Linked DNA regions of Homo sapiens: region 1 is linked to region 2. A link is a contact called in ENCODE Hi-C or POLR2A ChIA-PET data. All regions are on one chromosome and are shown on one strand. The core of a region is the stretch at or near the end of the contact, and the rest is flanking DNA. Distances in the headings are between cores, read along the strand shown.

Region 1 (4,853 bases), core at 2,173-4,672, 360 kb after region 2:
AGCTCACTGCAACCTCCGCCTCCAGGGTTCCAGTGATTCTCCTGCCCCAGCCTCCCCAGTAGCTGGGATTACAGGTGTCCACCACCATGCCTGGCTAATTTTTGTATTTTCAATAGAGACAGGTTTCACCATGTTGGCCAGGCTGGTCTCGAACTCCTGACCTCAGGTGATCCATCTGCTTTGGCCTCCCAAAGTGCTGGGATTTACAGGCGTGAGTCACTGTGCCCAGCCAAAGACTTCAGCATTTAAGTAACCTGCCTCCCGGTCACCCAGCCAGTGTGTGCTGGAACTAGGATTCAAACCCAAGTCTGTCTTTTGATCAAACCACACACTCTTTCCATTGACCATGTGGCCCCCAGCCCCAGTGCGCAATGCTGGATGTTATCATATCCCTAGGAGGGGCCAGGAGCCAGGGTCCAAGTAACTTGGTGGGTTTCTGCGTCTGAGAAATGAAGCTGGTGAGACGGCGGTTCCTTCACTGTTTTCCAAGGGCTGCCACGGCTTTGATCTTGACAGCAACCAAGATGTATCTCCCCACTTTGCAGATGAAAAAACTGAGGCCCAGAGAGGTTAATTCAATGGTTCAGGCAGAGCACCTGTTTTATGTTGGAGCTGGAAATCAAACCCTCATGTGCCAACAGCATGCCCAGGCCCTTGGCTGTGTGTGGCGTGGACTTGCCTACCACATGGGCATGGCCAGGCCCCTGTGGTGCAGTGGAGAGATGAGCCTTTTTTATTTCAAAATACACAGCACTTCTTGGCCGGTCACAGTGGCTCATGCCTGTAATCCCAGCACTTCGGAAGGCTGAGGCGGGTAGATCACTTGAGCTCAGGAGTGAGCCACTGTGCCCGGCACTGTATGTTACTCTCTTAGAGATATGGCCAACTCGTGAGATCTGTAACCATCAGCTTTTACTAGATTATGCTGCAGTAACAAACAAACTGCTACAAATCTCAGTGGCCTGTGGCAACCAAAGATCATTTCTTGTTCATGTGTCATGTTGACTAGGGCTGGCTGTGACTGTGCCCCAGCCCCGTGGGTGGTCCTCATTCTAGGATCTCAGTGGAGGAAGTAGGTCCTATAAGGTCCTTGCAGCAGAGGGAGGGAGCACACTGGCTCTTAAATCTTAATGCTCAGATAAGACACCATCACTTACATACCATTGGCCAAAGCATTTCGTGTGGCTATGCCTGACATCACTGAGGAGGGAAAGCACCCAGGGGGAAGTTGCTGTTACACCACAAGTCACGTGGCAGTGGGCAGCGATGTGTGACGCCTCCTCCAGGGAGCCTAGATGGTAGTTGGGAGCGGCAGCAGCATATTCCATGTGACTCCGGGAACCCACAGCACAGCCGTGCTGGCACTCACATGGTTGGGCACTTTCTCACCCCTTCCATATCTCAGAGATCTGGTGGATTTCTATGAAACTTGTTTTCTAAACCTAGACTGAGTTTTTATACTATCATAAGCGGATACTGATTGAGAGCTAGATTAAAATACCTTCCTATAGACATTTGTCTTTCTCTTATTTTATTTGAGACAGGGTCTCACTGTCACCCAGGCTGGAGTGCAGTGGTGCAATCATAGCTCATTGGAGCCTTGACCTCCTGAGCTCAAGGGATCCTCCCAAAGAGGTGGGACCACAGGCATACACCACCACACCCACCCAGCCAATTTTTTATTTTTTGTAGAGACAGGATCTTGCTACACTGCCCAGGTTGATCTCGAACTCCTGCACTCAAACGATCCTCCCACCTTGGCCTCCCAAAGTGCTGGGATTATAGGCGTGAGCCACTGCACTACACATTTGTCTTTAAATGTAACACTTAGCCGGGTGCGGTGGCTCATGCCTGTAATCCCAGCACTTTGGGAGGCCGAGGCGGGCGGATCACCTGAGGTCGGGAGTTCAAGACCAGCCTGGCCAACATGGAGAAACCCCGTCTCTATTAAAAATACGAAAATTAGCTGGGCATGGTGGCAGGCACCTGTAATCCCAGCTACTCGGGAAGCTGATACAGAAGAATCTCTTGAACCTGGGCGGGGAGGTTGCAGTGAGCCAAGATCGCACCATTGCACTCCAGCCTGGGTGACAGAGCGAGATTCCGTCTCTAAATAAATAAATAAATGTAACACTACATTAAAAAAAAAAAAACTCAGCCTTATGAAAGTGATGTTGCTGAAAACATAACCGTGGAATCCAGTAGCGGCCATTAGTGCAGATGTGCGGGTCACTGCAGGAAGACAGCTGGAGAGCGCTGTTGGGTGTGTACAGTGGAGAAAGACACCTCCCAGGAGCTACTGCCAGCCAAGTGGCTGTCATCATCTCACAGCACACAAAACAGATGCTTACTACACAGAGAACTCTTTACATATTAAGTATTTCCTTTTCTTTTTTTTTTTTTTTTTTTTTTTGAGACGGAGTCTCACTCTGTCGCCCAGGCTGAAGTGCAATGGCACGATCTTGGCTCACTGCAAGCGCGGCCTCCCGAGTTCACGCCATTCTCCTGCCTCAGCCTCCCAAGTAGCTGGAATTACAGGCGCCTGCCACCACACCCAGCTAATTTTTATAGTTTTAGTCAAGAGAGACGAGGTTTCACCATGTTGGCCAGGCTGGTCTCGAACTCCTGACCTCAAGTGATCCACCCACCTTGGCCTCCCAAAGTGCTGGGATTACAGGCGTGAGCCACCGTGCCTTGTCAAGAACCCTTTACATATTGAGCATTTTCATAAATATTTAAACCTGGATTCCTGAACCCTTGGGTCACATCTGCAGACCATGCAGTTGGCCATTGCGGAAGATATTAAAAGCATATTAAACACCCACTGCGTGCCCGTGGTCGGGAGGAAAAACAGTTGATGCTACAGCTTAGTTTTCCAGGAATTCAGTATCCCTGAGTCAGGCAGCCTTATCTGTCATCCTAGAACTCCAGGACAGCCCCAGGTGGTGGTGGGAGGGGCCGCGGCTGGGAGATGGAGCTGCTCTGAGCCTGCAGATCAGGGTAGCATTCCTGGGAGGCGCCTTCCAGGCGGAGGGGAAATTGCTCATGTGTTCTGGGAACTGGGAGTGACTGGGTGTGGCAGGAGTGTGAGGCATGGCAGGAGGTGAGCCTGAAAAAGAGGCTGATCCCTCAGAGCAGGACAGGTTTTACCCAAGGCTGCAGGCCAGTGTCTAACCGTCTCTAGATCCGTCCTGGTTTAGCTTCTTCCAAATAGTTTTGTGTCTGTGTGAGAGTGTGTGTGAAACGGAGTTTTGCTGTGTTGCCCAGGTTGGTCTTGAACTCCTGGGCTCAAGCGACTCTCCCACCTTGGCCTCCCAAAGTGCTGGGATTACAGGCATGAGCAACGGTGCCGGCTCTAAATGGTTTTAAGGGCACGGTACCTACCTCAAGCTAACGTGCAGGCAGGCACGAGGTAGCTGGAATTCTAGCCTAGGATTCTCTCTTCAGCAATTCTTGCCTTAAGACCTCACCTTAGACGTTTGCTCATTCACAGATCCCTCCCCTTCTCAGAGGGAGCTGTGTTACCAAGCCTTGGCTTGTACCTCCAAGGCATGCAGTGGATGGGCTGAGCTCCCTGCAGGGAGTCAGGCGGGTGTGTGGGGGGCATGAAGGTGAGCAGGACACTGTCCCTTCCTCCCTCCCTCCCACGGATGCTCTTCCTGGCTGGTAGCCATGTGGACACCTGGGGGGAAGCTGTTCTGTGTGGCAGAGTCACTGTGTTGTGTCTGGTACTGGGGCCCTTGCCAGGGTAGGTCAGTGACTCGTCCAGGCCCTGGAGGCTGCTGCTGTCCCCTCCTCGTGCAGAGGAGGTGGGGCTGGCAGTCAAAGCCCAGGCTCCCTCCCTCCCTCTAGACTCAGAACAGCCCAGGAACCCAGCTCGAGGTCTGGAGGAAGTGATGTGTGCATTGGGTCTTGCAGCATAGATAGGTTTTGAGTGGACGGAGAGGTTAGCGAAGGGTGTTCCAAGTAAGCAAAGCACGGAACTAGGAAGTCACTGGCTGCAGCAGGGAAGTCACACAAAGGGACAACCTACCACAGACTGGGTGAGCTGCAGAGGGAGGATGGACTAAACTCCAACTTCAGGGTCATTCTGGTTGTTTTTTTTTAAGACAGGGTCTCACTTGGTCATCCAGGCTGGAGTGCAGTGGCTCAATCATAGCTCACTCCAGCCTTGAACCCCTGGGCCCAAGCGATCCTCCCACCTCAGCCTCCGAGGAGCTGGGACTACAGGCGTGTACCACCGTGCCTGTCTAATTTGTATTTTTTTGTAGAGATAGGGTCTCACTATGCTGCCCAAGCTGGTCTTGAATTCCTAGGCTCAAGCCCTCCTCCCACCTCAGTTTCCCAAAGTGCTGGGATTACAGGTGCATGCCACCATGCCCAGCTAATTTTTATTTTTGGTAGAGATAGGGTCTCACTCTGCTGCCCAGGCTGGTCTTGAACTCCTGCCTCCATTTCCTAAATTGTTGGGATTACAGGCCTGAGCCACTGCGCCCAGCCTTGAGGCCCATTCTTGTCTGCGGAGCGGAGGGGACTTTATCATTTAGAAAAGGATCTTTTAAGTCATCTCTTTTAAGAAACCTCATGGTCCATTTGCATACTGAATTCATTAAACTCATCGGCCTGACCGTGTTCCTCAGGACTGGGCTGGAATTTCCCTGTGTTAGTGGAAGAGGGCACGGGGAGAGGACTGAGAGTCTTGGTCCCTGTGATACAGCTCTGATGAGTGGAGGAACACTGGGGTTTTTGGTTTTTATGCCGGTTTAGATAAAATGACATGGATACACGTGGAGTGGTTTTTTTTTTGTTTTGTTCTGAGATGGAGTCTCGCTCTGTCGCCAGGCTGGAGTGCA
Region 2 (4,963 bases), core at 595-3,094:
AAATCTTTTAAATTAACTGGCATGGTGGCTCACACCTGTAGTCCCAACTACTTGGGAAGCTGATGTGGAAGGATTGCTTGAGGCTGGAAGGTCAAGGCTGCAGTGAGCCGTGATCATGGAACTGCACTCCAGCCTGGGTGACAGAGCAAGGTGCTGTCTCAAAAAAAATAAAAATAGGCTGGGTGCAGTGACTCACACCTGTAATCCCAGCACTTAGGGAGGCTGAGGCAGGTGGATCACCTGAGGTCAGGAGTTCGAGACCAGCCTGGCCAATATGGTGAAACCCTGTCTCTACTAAAAATACAAAAATTAGCTGAGCATGATGGTGGGCACCTGTAATCCCATCTACAGGGAAGGCTGAAGCAGGAAAATCACTTGAACCTGGGAGGCGAAGGTTGCAGTGAGTTGAGATTGTGCCACTGCAGTCCAGCCTGAGTGGCAGATTGGGACTGGGTCCCAAAAAATAAAAATAAAAATAAATAAAAAGAACAGCATCTATGTCAGCAAATACAGATTGCTTTATGCATTTGCATAAAGAAATACTAGAAGGATACACAAGAAACTAATTGTTCCTCTAGGGATCAGGGGGATGAGATCCCTGGGACATGGATAGTGGGACTTGTGATCAATGCCTTTTCATAGCAGTTTGGACGTCAAACCGTGTGAACATGTTACATATCCACACTTTTGTAATGATATTAACATAAACAACTTACCAAGAAAGTAAACATCGATATTTATCAGGTATAGGTCTGGTGGTTTGTTCATCCCTGAATACCAAGTCCTAGATCCATGGGAACTTGCCCCCCATTTTGGGGGAAACAGCAATGGGGAGCCATTGAAAGTCTCTGAGCAGGGCAGGCACATGGTGAACCCAAGAAAGCCCATAGCCCTGCAGCCAGTGCTCAGGGCCAATGGACAGCTGCAGGGCCAGGGGACCTATGGCTGCGGCAATAGGGGCAGCTTTGGATGAAAGCGGAACTTCCTTGGGGGCTCAAGTCCCCATGCACCCCCGTATCCAATGTCCAAGCTGCCCTGGAAGCAGCTTATCGCTCAGCTCTTGCCTTCTGCTTCCTACATAGGGAGGAGATTTCTACGATCGGGAGAGAGTCGGCACCCGACAGGGCTCAAGGAAGTCCACAAGAGCCGGTTTCCAAGACCTGGGGCTCGGGCTGGGCTGGCTGAGCCCAGGCCCCTCAACCATGGCAAGTTGCTGAGAAGCCCTGCATGGCAGCTCTGATACCCAATGGGGACCTAGTGGGTGTCCCTCTTCTCCCTTTCAAAATGAAGACATCCTTCCAGCTGCAGCTCAGGTATAAGTGAAGACAGAGGGACTCTTAGGATCACTCTCCACACCCCACCTCCTTCAGGAAGCCTTCCTGGGCCATCAGGACGGTGGAACACCTCTTCAGCCTCCGTCTCCTGGACCAAAACTTGCCCTGCTGCCCTCTCCGAGTCCTCCGTCCAGGGCTGCGACCCTTGATCCTGACTTCACACCACCCCATGACCAGCCCCCCAGCACTGGCATGCTAGTCCTTCATCTGCAGCTCCCAGCCCCTCACCTTTCCTGCCCCTGTGTGGGAGCTTGTCCATACAAATATTTTGCAAACTGTAAAGGGCTGCGTACCGACAAACACTTTGCAAACTGTAAAGGGCTGTGCACTGACAAGCACTTTGCAAACTGTAAAGGACTGTGCACCCACAAGCACTTTGCAAATGCTAAAGGGCCATGTACCGGCAATGTCTCCTGAGGTTAGGAGGAGAGGGAGGGAGAGGAGAAAGCCTCTGACTGTGGTTCTCCACCACAGGCCTGGGTTTTACTGCCCTCATGAAATGCTGTGTTTGCTCGGCACCCCACCCGGTGGCTTGTACACACCTGTACGCGGAAAGCTGTAATTTTGCAGCATTAATCACAGGTAGGATCACACCCAAGTTCCTGGCACTCCACTCCCCAGGGAGGGCTGGCCAGGCCGTCGCCTTTGTGTTCCAATTATGCTGTCTTTTATTGCTTTTTTTTTTCTTTTTTTCTTTTATTTTTTTGAGATGGAGTCTCACTTTGTCGCCCAGGCTGGAGTGCAGTGGCGCGATCTCAGCTCACTGCAACCTCAAGTGATTCTCCTGCCTCATTACAGCTGCCCACCAACATGCCAGGCTAATTTTTGTATTTTTGTAGAGATGGGGTTTCACCATGTTGGCCAGGCTGATCTCGAACTCCTGACCTCAGGTGATCCGCCCGCCTCCCAAAGTGCCGGCATTACAGGCATGAGCCACCATGCCCAGCCTTATTGCTCTTTTAACGATAACAGAAACACTTAAAGAGGCAGGGTCCGAGGGTGAAAAATGACACGCAAAAAAAGCCACTGCACTTGGTGCCTAGAGGAAGTTCTGTGTCTGGACAGAGCGCTCCCCATAGGCGGGTGTGAAGAGGCTGTGTGAGGTAGTGGCTAGCACATGTGCTCTGGCATCCTACAGGCCTGAGTTCAAATTGTGGTTCTCGTGCCAACCAGCTGTGTGACCCCAGGCAAGTGACTTGCCCTCTCTGAGCCTCCATTTCCTAATCTCTAGAACGGTATATTGAAGACAAAGGACTGAAATGACCGTGGGGAGAGGCTGCTACTTAGTAGACCTTTGTCAATGCCAAGTCCTCCCAGGTCCTCCCATAGCTAGTGCTGTCTGTTTCTCCCACCAATTCATGTCATTTCCTACAGGTGTTCACTCACTGCTATGCACGCGGTAGGCACGCAGGGTGGCCGAAAGAGCGTGGGCTTTGGAGTTGATTTTTCTTTTCTCTTTCTTTTCTTTTCTCTTTTCTTTTCTTTTTTTCTTTTCTTTCGGAGTCTTGCTCTGTCACCCAGGCTAGAGCACAATAGTGTGATCTCGACTCACTGCAAACTCCGCCTCCCAGGTTCAGGTGATTCTCCTACCTCAGCCTCCTGAGTGGCTGGGATTACAGGTGCCTGCCACCACGCCCAGCTAATTTTTGTATTTTTAGTGAAGACAAGGTTTCACCATGTTGGCCAGGCTGGTCTCAAACTCCTGACCTCAGGTGATCCACCCACCTCAGCCTCCCAAAGTGTTGGGATTACAGGCATGAGCCACCACACCTGGAGATTTTTCATCTATTCAGTAAATATTAACTTCCTGTGGCCAGGGTGCTGGGGATCTGGCCCCACACAGACGGTGTAGGAAGGTGTCCCTTGGCCCATGCCTTCCTGATGCTGTGCCCTGGGTTGGGAGAGGAGTGAGGCAGGTGCAGGAGGAGAGCAACACGTGCGAAGGTCCGGAAGTGAGACAGAGGGGCTTTGGGAACAGTAGACTGGAGTGTGCAAGGGAGGGCGGGAGACAGGAGGCCCGAGGCCAGATCCTAAAGGGCCTTTGCACCTGGGCTATGGAGTCCGAGCACCATCCAGAGCACACAAGGAGCCACCAGAAGGACTCAAAGTGCTTTGATGCGCTAAGGGGAAATGTGGGTTACGAGGCCAGGACTGGAGGCAGAGGGTTGGTAAGAGGTTGCAGTTGTGGACCAGTTTCAAAAGATGGATGGGGGCTGGGCACAATGGCTCATGCCTGTAATCCCAGCACTTGGGGAGGTCAGGAGTTCGAGACCAGCCTGGCCAACATGGTGAAACCCCGTCTCTACTAAAAATACAAAAAAATAGCTGGGCGTGGTGGCAGGCGCCTGTAATCCCGGCTATTCAGGAGGCTTCAGCAGGAGAATCGTTTGAGCCCAGGAGGCCGAGGTTGCAGCGAACAGAAATCTCACACCACTGTACTCCAGCCTGGGTGACAGAGGGAGATTCCATAAAAAAAAAAAAAAAAAAAAAAAAAAAAAAAAAAAGATGGATGGGAACCAAATCTGGGGTTACTTTTTTTTAGAGACAGAGTCTTGCTCTATCACCCAGGCTGGAGTGCAGTGGTGCAATCACAGCTCCCTACAGCCTTGACCTCTCGGGCTCAAATGATGCTCCTACCTCAGCCTCCTGAGTAGCTGGGACTACAGGCATGTGCCACTGAGCTGGGCCGGGGTAACTTTGTGTCCCTTCTTGGCCATTTACCAGCTGTGAGACCTTAGGCATGTGATTGATGTAACTCCCAGCCACGTTTCCTTGTTCCTAAATTGCAATAGTGATGCTTGGTTCCCCAGGTAGCAAGATTTAATAGAGATTAAAAGAGGGGCTAGCCGGGGGTGGTGGCTCATGCTTGTAATCCCAGCACTTTGGGAGGCTGAGGTGGGTGGATCACCTGATGTCAGGAGTTTGAGGCCAGCCTGGTCAACATGGTGAAACCCCGTCTCTACTAAAAATACAAAAAATTAGCCGGGCGTGGTGGCGCACACCTGTTATCCCAGCTACTCGGGAGGCTGAGGCAGGAGAATCACTTGAACCTGGGAGGGGGAGGTTGCAATGAGCCAAGGTCGTGCCATTACACTCCAGCCTGGGCAACAAGAGAGAGACTCCATCTCAAAAAATAAAAAAATAATAAAAGAGGGGCTATACCATACTTAATAAATAATTGCATAGCTAAATAAATGGGGACAGAAGGACCGCTCTTTCATACAGTAGAATTCTGATTAATATGTGTACAAGAAAAGAAGGAAATAGGAAAGTCACCAGTAGACAACGATTGTGGCAAATGATATCACCAATGGATGCTAAAATTGATGGATGAAAGTTTAAGCAGAAACAGGATGTGCCTGGTCTCAAAGTATCACCCCAAAATAACGATTAACTAGCAAGAGAAGGGAGACAGTAACTGTACAGGGAGAAACCCCTGTAATCAGTGAGCAAGACTCATACCGCAAGATGCGCGCAGACTGCACTGAGATGGACGTGATGTTATCTTTGTGATATTCTCACCCCAAATGCATACACTCGCTCTGAGCAAGAGAATGCACTGGACAAACTCAAAATTGAGGGAAATTGGACAAAATAGCTGATTGGGGTTAGTCTTCAAAAGTGACTTC

What was found. A loop is a pair of places that touch in the nucleus more often than their neighbours do. ChIA-PET counts read pairs that join two places held with the same protein, here RNA polymerase II (POLR2A). Pooled maps may share reads with other maps.
Region 1: a map of lower leg skin shows a loop between it and region 2 (16-fold over the local background). The contact joins two enhancer-like sites. A Hi-C loop is called at or near these places in 1 of 168 maps with a recorded cell type or tissue (lower leg skin) and 1 of 50 pooled maps. POLR2A ChIA-PET finds 5 or more read pairs at or near these places in 2 of 52 experiments (CD4-positive, alpha-beta T cell and GM10248).

What each region holds. Positions count from the first base shown.
Region 1 is chr7:102,060,994-102,065,846 of GRCh38, forward strand. The region is part of intron 3 of CUX1 (cut like homeobox 1); the gene reads left to right. Among named protein-coding and RNA genes, the nearest start is that of SH2B2, 220 kb to the right of the region's middle. RefSeq lists enhancers at 1,220-1,519, 2,813-3,529. Within about 2 kb of position 3,423, at least 10 of the 41 ENCODE cell types and tissues checked have a DNase peak (open chromatin) inside an H3K27ac peak, as active enhancers do.
Region 2 is chr7:101,705,912-101,710,874 of GRCh38, forward strand. No RefSeq gene overlaps it. Among named protein-coding and RNA genes, the nearest start is that of MYL10, 79 kb to the left of the region's middle. RefSeq lists a silencer at 360-539. Within about 2 kb of position 1,845, at least 3 of the 41 ENCODE cell types and tissues checked have a DNase peak (open chromatin) inside an H3K27ac peak, as active enhancers do.